Regions from separate parts of the Homo sapiens genome. Here regions 2, 3 and 4 are each linked to region 1. Evidence: chromatin contacts called from ENCODE Hi-C or POLR2A ChIA-PET data. All regions are on one chromosome and are shown on one strand. The core of a region is the stretch at or near the end of the contact, and the rest is flanking DNA. Distances in the headings are between cores, read along the strand shown.

Region 1 (2,699 bases), core at 106-2,605:
AATCTGTACTTAAATAAAATTACACTACTGAAAAACACATGATTCTAGGCCAGTAAATGGGTGAATGGAACACCACTTTACCTATTATAATTTAGTTCCTGAAATCTGTGAATGAAAATAGTAACCTCCAACGTCTCTCCCAGCTCTAAAATGATGACAATCTGCCTACTGTCATTTAGAAATATTAGTAGAAAAATAACTTGGATTTCAGCATTTAAGTTTCTGTATTGTATAACCTATTTCACACATTGTTTATTTTTATAAGTTACACTTAAGAATTCAGTTTATTACTTCAGAAACTTGGCATGGTTTAAAAGAATCTGAAAGCCCCGTATTCCTATTATAAGCCAACTAGACACTTTATGGCTATGATCATTAAGGTAACTAAGATTACGGATTTTGAAAAACTGTTCATTATTCAAGAAGATTTTTACTGAAATTAAACAGGTAGAATATTAACATTAACATTTTTTTAGTAATAATTTCATTATGGGTAATGACTCTAAAAGTATTAATTTACATCTCCCATAAAGAAAAATAGGAGATCTCACTTTACGTAAATATCTAAATTCTGTAAGTCTTTAAAAATTAGTTACAAGAGAAACTGCATTAGAAATTGTATTAGGTGACTCAGCGTGCTACGTGCCAGGAGCTGTGCAGAGATGCAGCATTCTAGCTGGAGTGGAAGTGGAGGAGACAGTAATGACAGGTTAAATCAGTGTCATGACACGCGTTTTGGAAAAAGGAGAGCAGGGTGAGAGATCTTACACTGGGCTGACCAGGGAGCAGGAGTCAGTGAGAATACAATCTCTTTAATTTAAAAAAAAAAAAAATTATAAACATGGAGTTGCTACGTTGCCCAAGCTGGCCTGGAGTCCCGCCTGGGCCTCCCAGAGCGCTGGGGTTGCAGGCGCGCGCGCCGGCCGGCAAGAAACCCAGTTCACGCTTTCCCCGTGACGATCAGGACGCGTCCCGGGTAACACGCCCTGTGGTGCGCAGGGCACCGCGCCGAGAGCGCTGGCCGGCGGGGAGCAGGCGGTGGCAGGGCCTGCGAAGGCTCCCTGAGGCCGCGCCCGCCTCCGCCCCATGCCCTGCCCCAGCGCGCCCCGACCCCGGGCTGTGCGGGACCCACGCGCGGGCTCCGGGCTGTGGCCGGGAACCCGCCCGCGCGCCGTGCCCCACACCTGAAGTTGGACCAGGCGAAGTTTAGGGCGAGCTGGAAGTTGGGGTCTGCCTCGTCCTGGAGGCCGGCGACACCCCGGACGAGCTCCCGCACGTCGCGCTCCTGCTGCGCGTCCAACCGACTCCACGGTGGCCCGTGCCGCGCCATGTTCCGCGCTCCTGCAGCGCGCGTCTAACGAATTGGTGCCTGTCGCGCGAGAGCTCGGGCTCCTGCCGCAGTCGCCTCCGGAGCTGGCGGCATTCTCGCGAGAGTTCGCGCTCCCGCGCCGGGCGACTTCCAAGCCGACCGCTATTCTCGCGACAGTTCGAGCTCCGGCTGTGGAGGGTACTGCCTGGCGCTGTCCCGTGGTGGGGACTGGAGTGCGCATTTTCTGGTTGCCCGACGGTACGTTTTCTACTGTACTCAGAGTTAGCTGGTGTCATCGTGAATCAGATACATAAGGGTCTCTGGCCGGCCTCGGTGACAGTCAGTGATTTTGAGAGCAGCCCGTTAGGTGCCCGGTCAGCAAATGCATTGGGACCCGCCTTTCCAGGAACCCTGAACTGCTTACCTGCTGAACCCTCCCGGCCCTGCAGCTTCTCCCTCCAGTGATGGTCTCTGCGGATTTCCGTGCCCCATCCACACAACACAGTCACGCTACACACATCCATGCTACACAACCAGCATCAGCGAAGCAGCTGTCCCGACCCGCTAGTAGTGCCTGCTGGCCCTTGCCTCGCCTGTTCCTCAGGGGCGGCTTGGGGGACTTCATGACCCCACCTGGCCAGAGGTGCTGAGGGGGGGAACTTCATAAATGTCACCTGGCCAGAGGTGGTGGGGGAGATTTCATAACCCCACCTAGCCAGAGGTGCTGGGGGGACTTCATAACCACACCTAGCCAGAGGTGCCGGGAGGACTTCATAACCACACCTGGACAGAGGTGCTGGGGGGACATCATAACCTCACCTGCTCAGAGGTGCTAGGGGGTATCATAATCCCACCTGGCCAGAGGTGCTGTGGGGCCATCATAACCCAACCTGGCCAGAGGTGCTGGGGGGACATCTTAACCTCACCTGGCCAGAGGTGCTAGGGGGATATCATAATCCCACCTGGCCAGAGATTCTGGGGGGACATCATAACCCCAGCTGGCCGGAGGTGCCGGGGGGCGGGGGGAACTTCATAACCCCACCTGGCCAGAGGTGCTGGGGGGACATCATAACCTCACCTGGCCAGAGGTGCTAGGGGGTATCATAATCCCACCTGGCCAGAGATGCTGGGGGGCCATCATAACCCCACCTGGCCAGAGGTGCTGTGGGGCCATCATAACCCCACCTGGCCGGAGGTGCTGGGGGGCGGGGGGAACTTCGTAACCCCACCTGGCCAGAGGTGCTGGGGGTGACTTCATAAATGTCACCTGGCCAGAGGTGCTGGGGGGGATTTCATAACCCCACCTGACCAGGGGTGCTGGGGGGACATCATAACCTCACCTGGCCAGAGGTGCTGGGGGGTATCATAATCTGACCTGGCCAGAGATGCT
Region 2 (2,699 bases), core at 82-2,581, 250 kb before region 1:
CCGCGTCTCTACTCAAAATACAAAAATTAACCCGGGCGTGGTGGCGGACGCCTGTAATTCTAGATACTCGGAGGCTGAGGCCGAGAATCGCTTGAATCCGGGAGGCGGAAGGTTGCAGTGAGCCGAGATCGCGCCATTGCACTCCAGCCTGGGCGACAGAGCGAGACTCTGTCTCAAAAAAACAAACCAACCTGGTAGCTACCTAACACCCAACAATGGCTGAATGGTTAGACAAATTATTATACTGTCATTAGAATAATCATATTTATGTACCGATACAGAAACTGATATATATTAAATAAAAAGGAAATTTCGTATATTGTAATTGGAAACATGTAAAAGTATGTATACATTATGGGAAAACACCTAAAATACTAATAATTAGGTGAGGGTTGTGGAATTGAGTCACTTTAAAAAATATTTTTTTCCAAAAAAAATAAAATAACTTTTTCCTATTTTTCAAGCTTGTAATTTTGTTGTTGTTTCTTTTTTTTTTTTTTTTTGAGACGGAGTCTCGCTCTGTCGCCCAGGCTCGAGTGCAGTTGTGTGATCTCCGCTCACTGCAAGCTCTGCCTCCCGGGTTCACACCCTTCTCCTGGCTCAGCCTCCCGAGTAGCTGGGACTACAGGCCTCCGCCACGACGCCCAGCTAATTTTTTGTATTTTTAGTAGAGACGGGGTTTCACTGTGTTAGCCAGGATGGTCTCGATCTCCTGACCTTGTGATCCACCCGCCTCGGCCTCCCGAAGTGCTGGGATTACAGGCGTGAGCCACCGCGCCCGGCTTGTTGTAGTTTATTAAAACGAGGAAACTAGACTATGGGATCACAAGCCCAGAGCCCCATGTAGCTGACTCTAGCGCCAAGGGCGGAAGAGAAACGCCCAGCGCCAGGGCTCTCCTTCGATCTCTGCAGCGGCGCGCCGGGCTTCGCGCTCCGGTGAGTTGGGCCGGCCTCCGCTGGAGGCTCTTCGGGGACCGCTGCCCGCCGGTGCGTCCTGCCGCGCTCCGCTGCCCGGATATTGCAGAGGACACCACTCAGAAAGTATGCGTGTTTCTCCGCGCTGGAAACTTAACCAGGAGTCCTGCATTTCCATTTGCGAAATCCGGGAACCCCCGCCCCACCCAGCGCCTCACCGGCCCCTCACTGCCGCCGCGTCCGGCGCCACTGCTGTCCCCGCAGCCTAAGGCGCCGGTCCCTGGCACCCCCGTCCCGCCCCCGCCCCTCTTCCTGCTCCTCCCCCACCCGTCCCCCTCCCCTCCCCCGCCCGCGCCTCCCGGTCACCCCCCATCCCGCCCCGCGGGGCGCGGCGCGCAGGCGCAGGCTCGGAGGGCGGGCGCGGGCGGAATGGGGACTGCAGCTGCGGCAGCGGCGGCGGCGGCGGCGGCGGCGGCCGGGGAGGGGGCGCGTAGCCCGAGCCCCGCCGCCGTGTCGCTCGGCCTGGGCGTGGCCGTCGTGTCGAGCCTGGTGAACGGGTCCACGTTCGTGCTACAGAAGAAGGGCATCGTGCGTGCCAAGCGGCGAGGTAGGGCGGGCGGCAGGCGGCAGGCGGCGGGCGGGTGGGGGAGGCGGGCGGCGGAGAAGGCGGTCGCAGGTGGGGGCGCCCGGGTCGGGGCAGGGGACGGGGTCGGGGCCCGGGCCCAGGTTGGGGGAAGGCTGCGCGGGCGGGTGCTCCCCGCGGCGTGCCCAGGCTGCCGCCGCGTCCTGGCGCTCGGGCCCGGGAGCGGCCCAGGAATCACAGGTGCGTCCTGAGCGTCCGGCGCTTCGCCGACGCCACGGCTTTTCTCCGTTCTCAGCGGCTGGAGCGGCTTGCTTTGGTGTGCGGGCTTCCCCGGCTGACTTTTTCCCTCGGTCCAAGACCTGCCCCGCGCCGCCCGGCAGCCCTCGCCGTGGCCCGCAACCCGCGGCCGGGAGCCTCCTGCGGACGCGGTGCTGGGGTGCTCGAGCCCAGCGCCCGCCTGGAAGCGCCGCTTCAGCCGATGCGCGGCCCGCTCCTAGGGTACGCTCGGTAGAGCAAGACCTGGGATTTCCAGTCCCCCGCAGGGGCCTCGCTGGTGCAAAAGGAAGACCCGGGCGGGCTCTCAGGGCTGTGCGTTCCTGGGGTGCTCTTACGGAGCCCGCTGCGCCTTAGACCTGCACCAAATGAATACAAGTGATCTTCAGTTTGGAGAACACGCGCGGCAGATCCAAAACCAAGCCCTGGACGGGCCAAGGCCACTTCCCAGGTGGATGTGCCGCAGCACCGCACTCCGTAGTGCTCTGCGGGGTAGAGCTCTCTGTCAGTGTCGTTTGTGCTGGGAGGCCCCGGACGGGACCGGTTTGCCAATGCAGGATATGGCAGGCTGTGAAACAGTCCGTTTCCATTGCTTCCAGAGGGACTGAGAAAGTCTTGTGGTTCTTGGCCATACTCTTAGAAGAAGAATATTAAGAGCTCTCTGGGAAGGATGTGGCCCCCGACTCTTGGGTTGTGAGAGAAAGTGAACTCGTAATTTACATGGCGGAATGCAGGTGAAACTTTCTCTGAGTGAGCCAGGCGTTGGCTTCAGAGAAGAGATAAAGGGCCCGACAGTCTCGAATGAAAATATAAAATCATGGATAATTTAAGGAATTTAGCTTTAAAGTGAAAGCATAGTGGTCTCCCATACAATTTAAATAGAATTAAATAAAACCAAGTATGATTTTCCAAGGATGCAGATGTGTCT
Region 3 (2,699 bases), core at 99-2,598, 200 kb before region 1:
AAATTAGCCGGGCGTGGCGGCGCGCGCCTACAGTCCCAGCTATTCGGGAGGCTGAGGCAGGAGAATCGCTTGAACCGGGGAGGCGGAGTTTGCAGTGAGCCGAGATCGTGCCACTGCACTCCAGTCTGGCGACAGAGCGAGACTCTGTCTCAAAATCAATCATTCAATCAATCTGCTCTCAGTGTCTCGAGGCGGGCTTTCACCAAACGTCAACCTCACATCTATTCCGCGACCGGGTCAGTAAGGAAGGGCCCAGCGGTCGTCGAACTACCACAGCTATTTCGGCCCCGCCCCGTCCCGCCCCCAGCTTTGGACCCACCCTTTCCCCCGCTTCTTGCCCTCTTGGGAGCTCTGTTCCCCTTTGGCATCGCCCGGGGACACCAATTAAATGCAGCTTCACACTGTGACTGCCCCTGGGAACCCTCATTTTATTTTATTTATTTATTTATTTTTGAGAAGGAGTCTCGCTCTGTCGCCCAGGTGGAGTGCAGTGGCTGATCTCGGCTCACTGCAACCTCCGCCTCCCGAGTTCAAGCGATTCCCCTGCCTCAGCCTCTGGAGTAGCTGAGATTACTGGCGCGCACCAACACGTCCAGCTAATTTTTGTATTTTTAGTAGAGATGCGGTTTCCCCATGTTGGTCACGTTGGTCTCGAACTCCTGACCTCGTGATCTGCCCGCCTCGGCCTCCCAAAGTGCTGTGATTACAGGTGTGAGCCACCGCGCCCGGCCGGAACCCTCATTTATTCTATTTTTTTTTGAGACGGAGTCTCGCTCTGTCGCCCAGGCTGGAGTGCAGTGGCGGGATCTCCGATCACTGCAAGCTCCGCCTCCCGGGTTCGCGCCCTTCTCCTGCCTCAGTGTCCCGAGTAGCTGGGACTACAAGCACCCGCCACCACGCCCGGCTAATTTTTTGTATTTTTAGTAGGGGCGGGGTTTCACCGTGTTAGCCAGGATGGTCTCGATCTGCTGACCTCGGGATCCGCCCGCCTTGGTCTCCCAAAGTGCTGGGATTACAGGCGTGAGCCACAGCGCCGGGCCCGGAATCCTCGTTTTAAATAAGGGCCACGCCGGAGTTTGATTTTGAACTGATCGGCCAACGCCACCTGGCAGCATACTGTACTGCTTAACTACGCTTCCAGCTTCGTCCCTCGCCAGGTCCCGCCTGGATCCTGCGCCCCGCCCCCGTCCCCACACTCTACGCGCCCCGCCCTCCGCGCTCAGCCGACTGGGGCCTTGTAAAGGAACCGGAACCCGGCGGGAGAGAGCCCCGGGGGCGGGGTGTACGTGGTGCGGCACTGCGCGTGCGCGCGAGGCCTCTTGCGTCATTTAGCCGCGCCTAGGTTTTCCGGCGCCGGCCCTAGGTCCCGGCAGCGGTGGTGACGGCGGTGCCGGAGGTTGTCCTTGGCAGGTTTTCCTCGGCGCTTCTCCATGGAGGAGGCGGTGCGAACGGCTTCAGCCCCGAATGCTCGCATCTCCCACTGGACGGCGACGAAGGCGGTGGCCGTGCGAGCGCAGGACTGGGCGGCCTGTGTGGGGGTGTGAGCCGCGGTGCCCAAGGCTGCGCCGGCGAGGGGAAGCCGCGCGGCCGGCCGGCCGACTAGGGTGAGGTCGCCACTCCTTCCTTTCAGGCAAGCGCGAAGGGGCTGACTTGGTGGCGAGCCAGCCCGCCTTGTGTCGGAGAAGGGTTCTTCGGGCAACTTTCCTTTCCGGGTGTTCTGAAGCGGTTTTCCTGTAATCCTCAGTGAGGAAACCCACCGTGAATCGGATTGCCGTTCAGTCCCACGGAAGCCTGGCTCGTTGGCCATGTCGGGGACGCATGTTCATTAAGTTCATTAAAATAATTTCATTTGTCTTGGTGAGTTTTAGAAGGTGGCTTCAGCTGCTGCGGGGATCATAACTGACAGTTAAACAAGCCTTAGAAGTCTGCTGTGACGTTTTGAGCCTGACTGTTTTAATTTCCTTTTATAAAATCACGGAATCCTATTTCCCTCTCTATACAATTGCTCAAAACTGTGTGTTTAGTTTGGTGTTTGTGCCTCCTTAATTTCTTTTCTAGGTTGTTAGTTCATTTAATACAGGACTGCATGTTAAGTTCTGTTTCTAGAAATCCTGTGTATAGCCATGTGCCCGGTTAATACTTTTTTTAGTAAGAGGAAATATCAGAGTCGAGAGTTTCCATTCCAGTAAGCTGCCTGTCGAAGCAGTAGTTGTGCTCGATTGAGTAGGTTTTATGTTGATTGGTTGGCAAAATGAGTATGAAGGCTAGTAACCAAATTATAAAACGTACTTAGTAACTTTAAGTCTTTTGCCTACTTCTGTGTTTTCTTCTTTCTAGGCTGGAGCTACTCGGCCAGGGTTTAAGACTTTAAATGAGAATAAAGGGTGGTATTTACGAGGAAATGAGAGTGAATAAGTCATCTCTAACCTCTCCCAGCCTTTTTTTCATAAGAGAGACCATATTAAACTTACATGTAAGTTAAAATTGTAATTTATAACTAATATTGTTGCATAGTTAGGGTTGGAGATTTAGGTTCTGTAATATTTATAAGTACAGTACTGCTTTGAAAAATTATTAGCCAAGTGAGAGGTTGGAAAAAATTAAATCTAACATGTATTTAATTTTTCTGAGCCAAGGTCTTGCTCTGTCCCCAGGCTAGACGGTGCAATCTGGGCTCACTGCAACTTCCGCCTCCCGGG
Region 4 (2,699 bases), core at 140-2,639, 140 kb before region 1:
TATGATGCCACTTATATTACAGCAGACTTTTCTTTTTTTTTTTTTTTTTTTTTTTTTTCTGAGATGGAGTTTTGCTCTTGATGCCCAGGCTGGAGTGCTGTGGTGTGATCTTGGCTCACCACAACCTCCGCCTTCCGGATTCAAACGATTCTCCTGCCTCAGCCTCCCGAGTAGCTGGGATTACAGGCATGTGCCACCAACGCTTGGCTAATTTTGTATTTTTAGTAGAGACAGGGTTTCTCCATTTTGGTCAGGCTGGTCTTGAACTCCTGACTTCAAGTGATCCGCCCACCTTGGCCTCCCGAAGTGCTGGGATTACAGGCATGAGCCACCACGCCCGGCCTAGAGGAGGCTTTACTACTATGTCTGCTTAGAACACAATGTTTTCCCTGCTTAGAATGTTTAAAATGATGGTTAAATTTAGAAAGCAGGCCTTAATTTATTTTGTCTATGATATAACTCAGATACAGAACTGTTGAAGTAATGCAATTACTCTTTATAATATTATTTAAAATTTTAATCAAAATACATATATATGATACATAACATAATACATGTATTTATTCTATATAATTATATATATACATTTATAGTCTATATGTATATATTATATATTTTATATATATATATATTTTTTTTTTTTTTGTCACCCACACTGGAGTGCAGTGGTGTGATCTTGACTAACTGCAGCCTCAACCTCCTGGACTCAAGTCATCCTCCCACCTCAGCCTCATGAGTATCTGGGACTACAGGTCACCATGCCTGGCTAATTTTTTTTTTTTTTTTTAGACAGAGTCTTGCTCTGTCGCCCAGGCTGGAGTGCAGTGGCGTGATCTTGGCTCACTGTAAGCTCCGCCTCCCAGGTTCAGGCCATTCTCCTGCCTCAGCCTCCCAAGTAGCTGGGACTACAGGCGCCCGCCACCAAGCCCAGCTAACTTTTTGTATTTTTAGTAGAGATGGGGTTTCACTGTGTTAGCCAGGATGGTCTCGATCTCCTGACCTCGTGATCTGTCTGCCTCGGCCTCCCAAAGTGCTGGGATTACAGGCGTAAGCCATTGTGCTTGGCCTTAATTTTTGTATTTTTTGTAGAGACAGGGTCTTGCCACGTTGGCCAGGCTGGTCTCGAACTCCTGGGCTCAAACAATCTGCCTGCCTTGGCCTCCCAAAGTGCCGGTATTACAGGTGTGAGCCACTACGCTCGGCCTCTATATTTCTAAATAATACATTTCTACAACTTCTTCTTGATTTATCAAGTTTAGATACTGATTGACTCCTGGGTAGGATTTGGTGGCCTCTGGCCCAGTTCTAGGAGGCAGTCTCTACACCCTCATTTCTGAGTGACAGGAATGACTGGTATCACGGGGCCACACCTGACTTTATGCTAGCAAGATGACTCAACATGGGGCTGGCCACACCAGAAAGACAGCATGGGGTTAGAGGCCTGGGGCTGTGTGCCTGGTGAACTCAGCTGACTTCCTGGGAGGTGAAGGGCTGGAGGCTGAGCTCAGCTACGTGGCCAGTGATTCAGTCAACTGTGCCCATGCAACGAAGCCCCAATAAAAACTGAACACCACAGCCCAAGTGAGCGCCCCTGGCTGGCAGTACCCTGAGGAGCGTCCCACCTCAGAGCTCGGAGGGTGATGCGTCCCTGAGGACAGGGAAAGCTTTGCACATGGAAACCTCCCAGACTTTGCCCTGCACATCCTTCCAACAAGCATCCTTTCCTCCAATTGACTATAATCGTATTAGGGCACGCCCAGTGAGTACTGCGAATGTGTCACCTGAAGAGCTGGGGAGGGTGGATCCTGAACTGTAACCTGCTGGTTAGAAGTGAGGGTGGCCCCAGGGACCCCAAATGTGTGGCTGGTGTCTGCAGCAAAGGCAGTCTTGTGGAGGACTGTGCCCTCAGACTCTGCAGTTTGACAATGTCACTGCAATCCCCTAAGAGGAAAACTAAGTTTCAGCACCAATATCCTAAGCCCCCACTGCACGTTGCCTCGGGTACACTGAGGTTCAGCTCCAGCCTTATTTTGACCTGGTCAGTGCTAGGCCCAACAGTGGCTCTTTTCCTTTGTGTCGATCCTGCTTGAGGTTTATTGAGCTTCTTGTATCTGTGGGTTTATCGTTTTCATCAAATCTGGGAAATTCAAGGGCATTAATTTTGAAATCTTTTCTGCCCCCCGACAACCTCTTACTAGGATTCCAATCACAGGCATATTAGAATCGCTGATGTTTGTCTCAGTTTGCTGAGGCCCTTCTCGTTTTTTTCATCATTTTTTTCTTTTGGTGCTTCAGTTCAGCTAGTTTCCACTGTTATAATCTCAAACTCACTCAACTCCCGCAAAGTCTACTCTGATATTCGGCCCAACAAGTAATTTTTCATTCTAGATACTGCATTTCAGCTTTAATTCACTGGATTATTTATATAACACCCATTTATCTCTGCATTGTTTTCCCTGAATCCTTGAGCACATGCATAGTCGCTGCCTTAACATCCTTGTCTGCGAATTCCATCATCTCTGTCATTTCTGCGTCTGTTTTGTACAGAGTGATTTTTCTCTGGGCTATGGGTCACATTTTCCTGGTTCTTGGCATATCTAGTAATTCTTGATTGGGCACTGGGCATTTCAGTGCCATGTTGCATGTCTTGACTTTGTTACTGTCTTTTAAAGAGTGTTGGCCGGGCGAGGTGGCTCACG

The links. A loop is a pair of places that touch in the nucleus more often than their neighbours do. ChIA-PET counts read pairs that join two places held with the same protein, here RNA polymerase II (POLR2A). Pooled maps may share reads with other maps.
Region 2: a map of CD8-positive, alpha-beta T cell shows a loop between it and region 1 (12-fold over the local background). The contact joins the promoter of NIPA1 here to the promoter of TUBGCP5 in region 1. A Hi-C loop is called at or near these places in 8 of 168 maps with a recorded cell type or tissue (B cell, CD8-positive, alpha-beta T cell, HepG2 and 4 more), 9 of 37 single-sample maps with no recorded cell type and 21 of 50 pooled maps. POLR2A ChIA-PET finds 5 or more read pairs at or near these places in 9 of 52 experiments (A673, AG04450, CD4-positive, alpha-beta T cell and 5 more).
Region 3: a map of PC-9 shows a loop between it and region 1 (31-fold over the local background). The contact joins the promoter of NIPA2 here to the promoter of TUBGCP5 in region 1. A Hi-C loop is called at or near these places in 21 of 168 maps with a recorded cell type or tissue (B cell, CD14-positive monocyte, CD4-positive, alpha-beta memory T cell and 13 more), 13 of 37 single-sample maps with no recorded cell type and 33 of 50 pooled maps. POLR2A ChIA-PET finds 5 or more read pairs at or near these places in 18 of 52 experiments (A549, A673, BJ and 14 more).
Region 4: a map of Caco-2 shows a loop between it and region 1 (4-fold over the local background). The contact joins the enhancer-like site here to the promoter of TUBGCP5 in region 1. A Hi-C loop is called at or near these places in 1 of 168 maps with a recorded cell type or tissue (Caco-2) and 1 of 50 pooled maps. POLR2A ChIA-PET finds 5 or more read pairs at or near these places in 3 of 52 experiments (A549, Caco-2 and WTC11).

The regions. Positions count from the first base shown.
Region 1 is chr15:23,038,214-23,040,912 of GRCh38, forward strand. TUBGCP5 (tubulin gamma complex component 5) reads right to left here and starts at 1,356. Exons shown (of 23, transcript NM_052903.6): 1 at 1,185-1,356. The coding sequence starts at 1,330.
Region 2 is chr15:22,785,313-22,788,011 of GRCh38, forward strand. NIPA1 (NIPA magnesium transporter 1) reads left to right here and starts at 1,332. Exons shown (of 5, transcript NM_144599.5): 1 at 1,332-1,522. The coding sequence starts at 1,345. RefSeq lists silencers at 1,004-1,237, 1,200-1,559, 1,630-1,779, 1,790-1,919 and an enhancer at 2,270-2,379.
Region 3 is chr15:22,837,318-22,840,016 of GRCh38, forward strand. NIPA2 (NIPA magnesium transporter 2) reads left to right here and starts at 1,349. Exons shown (of 8, transcript NM_030922.7): 1 at 1,349-1,604; 2 at 2,338-2,473. RefSeq lists an enhancer at 1,246-1,475.
Region 4 is chr15:22,894,247-22,896,945 of GRCh38, forward strand. The region is part of intron 22 of CYFIP1 (cytoplasmic FMR1 interacting protein 1); the gene reads right to left. Among named protein-coding and RNA genes, the nearest start is that of NIPA2, 57 kb to the left of the region's middle. RefSeq lists enhancers at 1,226-1,315, 1,506-1,615. Within about 2 kb of position 1,390, at least 4 of the 41 ENCODE cell types and tissues checked have a DNase peak (open chromatin) inside an H3K27ac peak, as active enhancers do.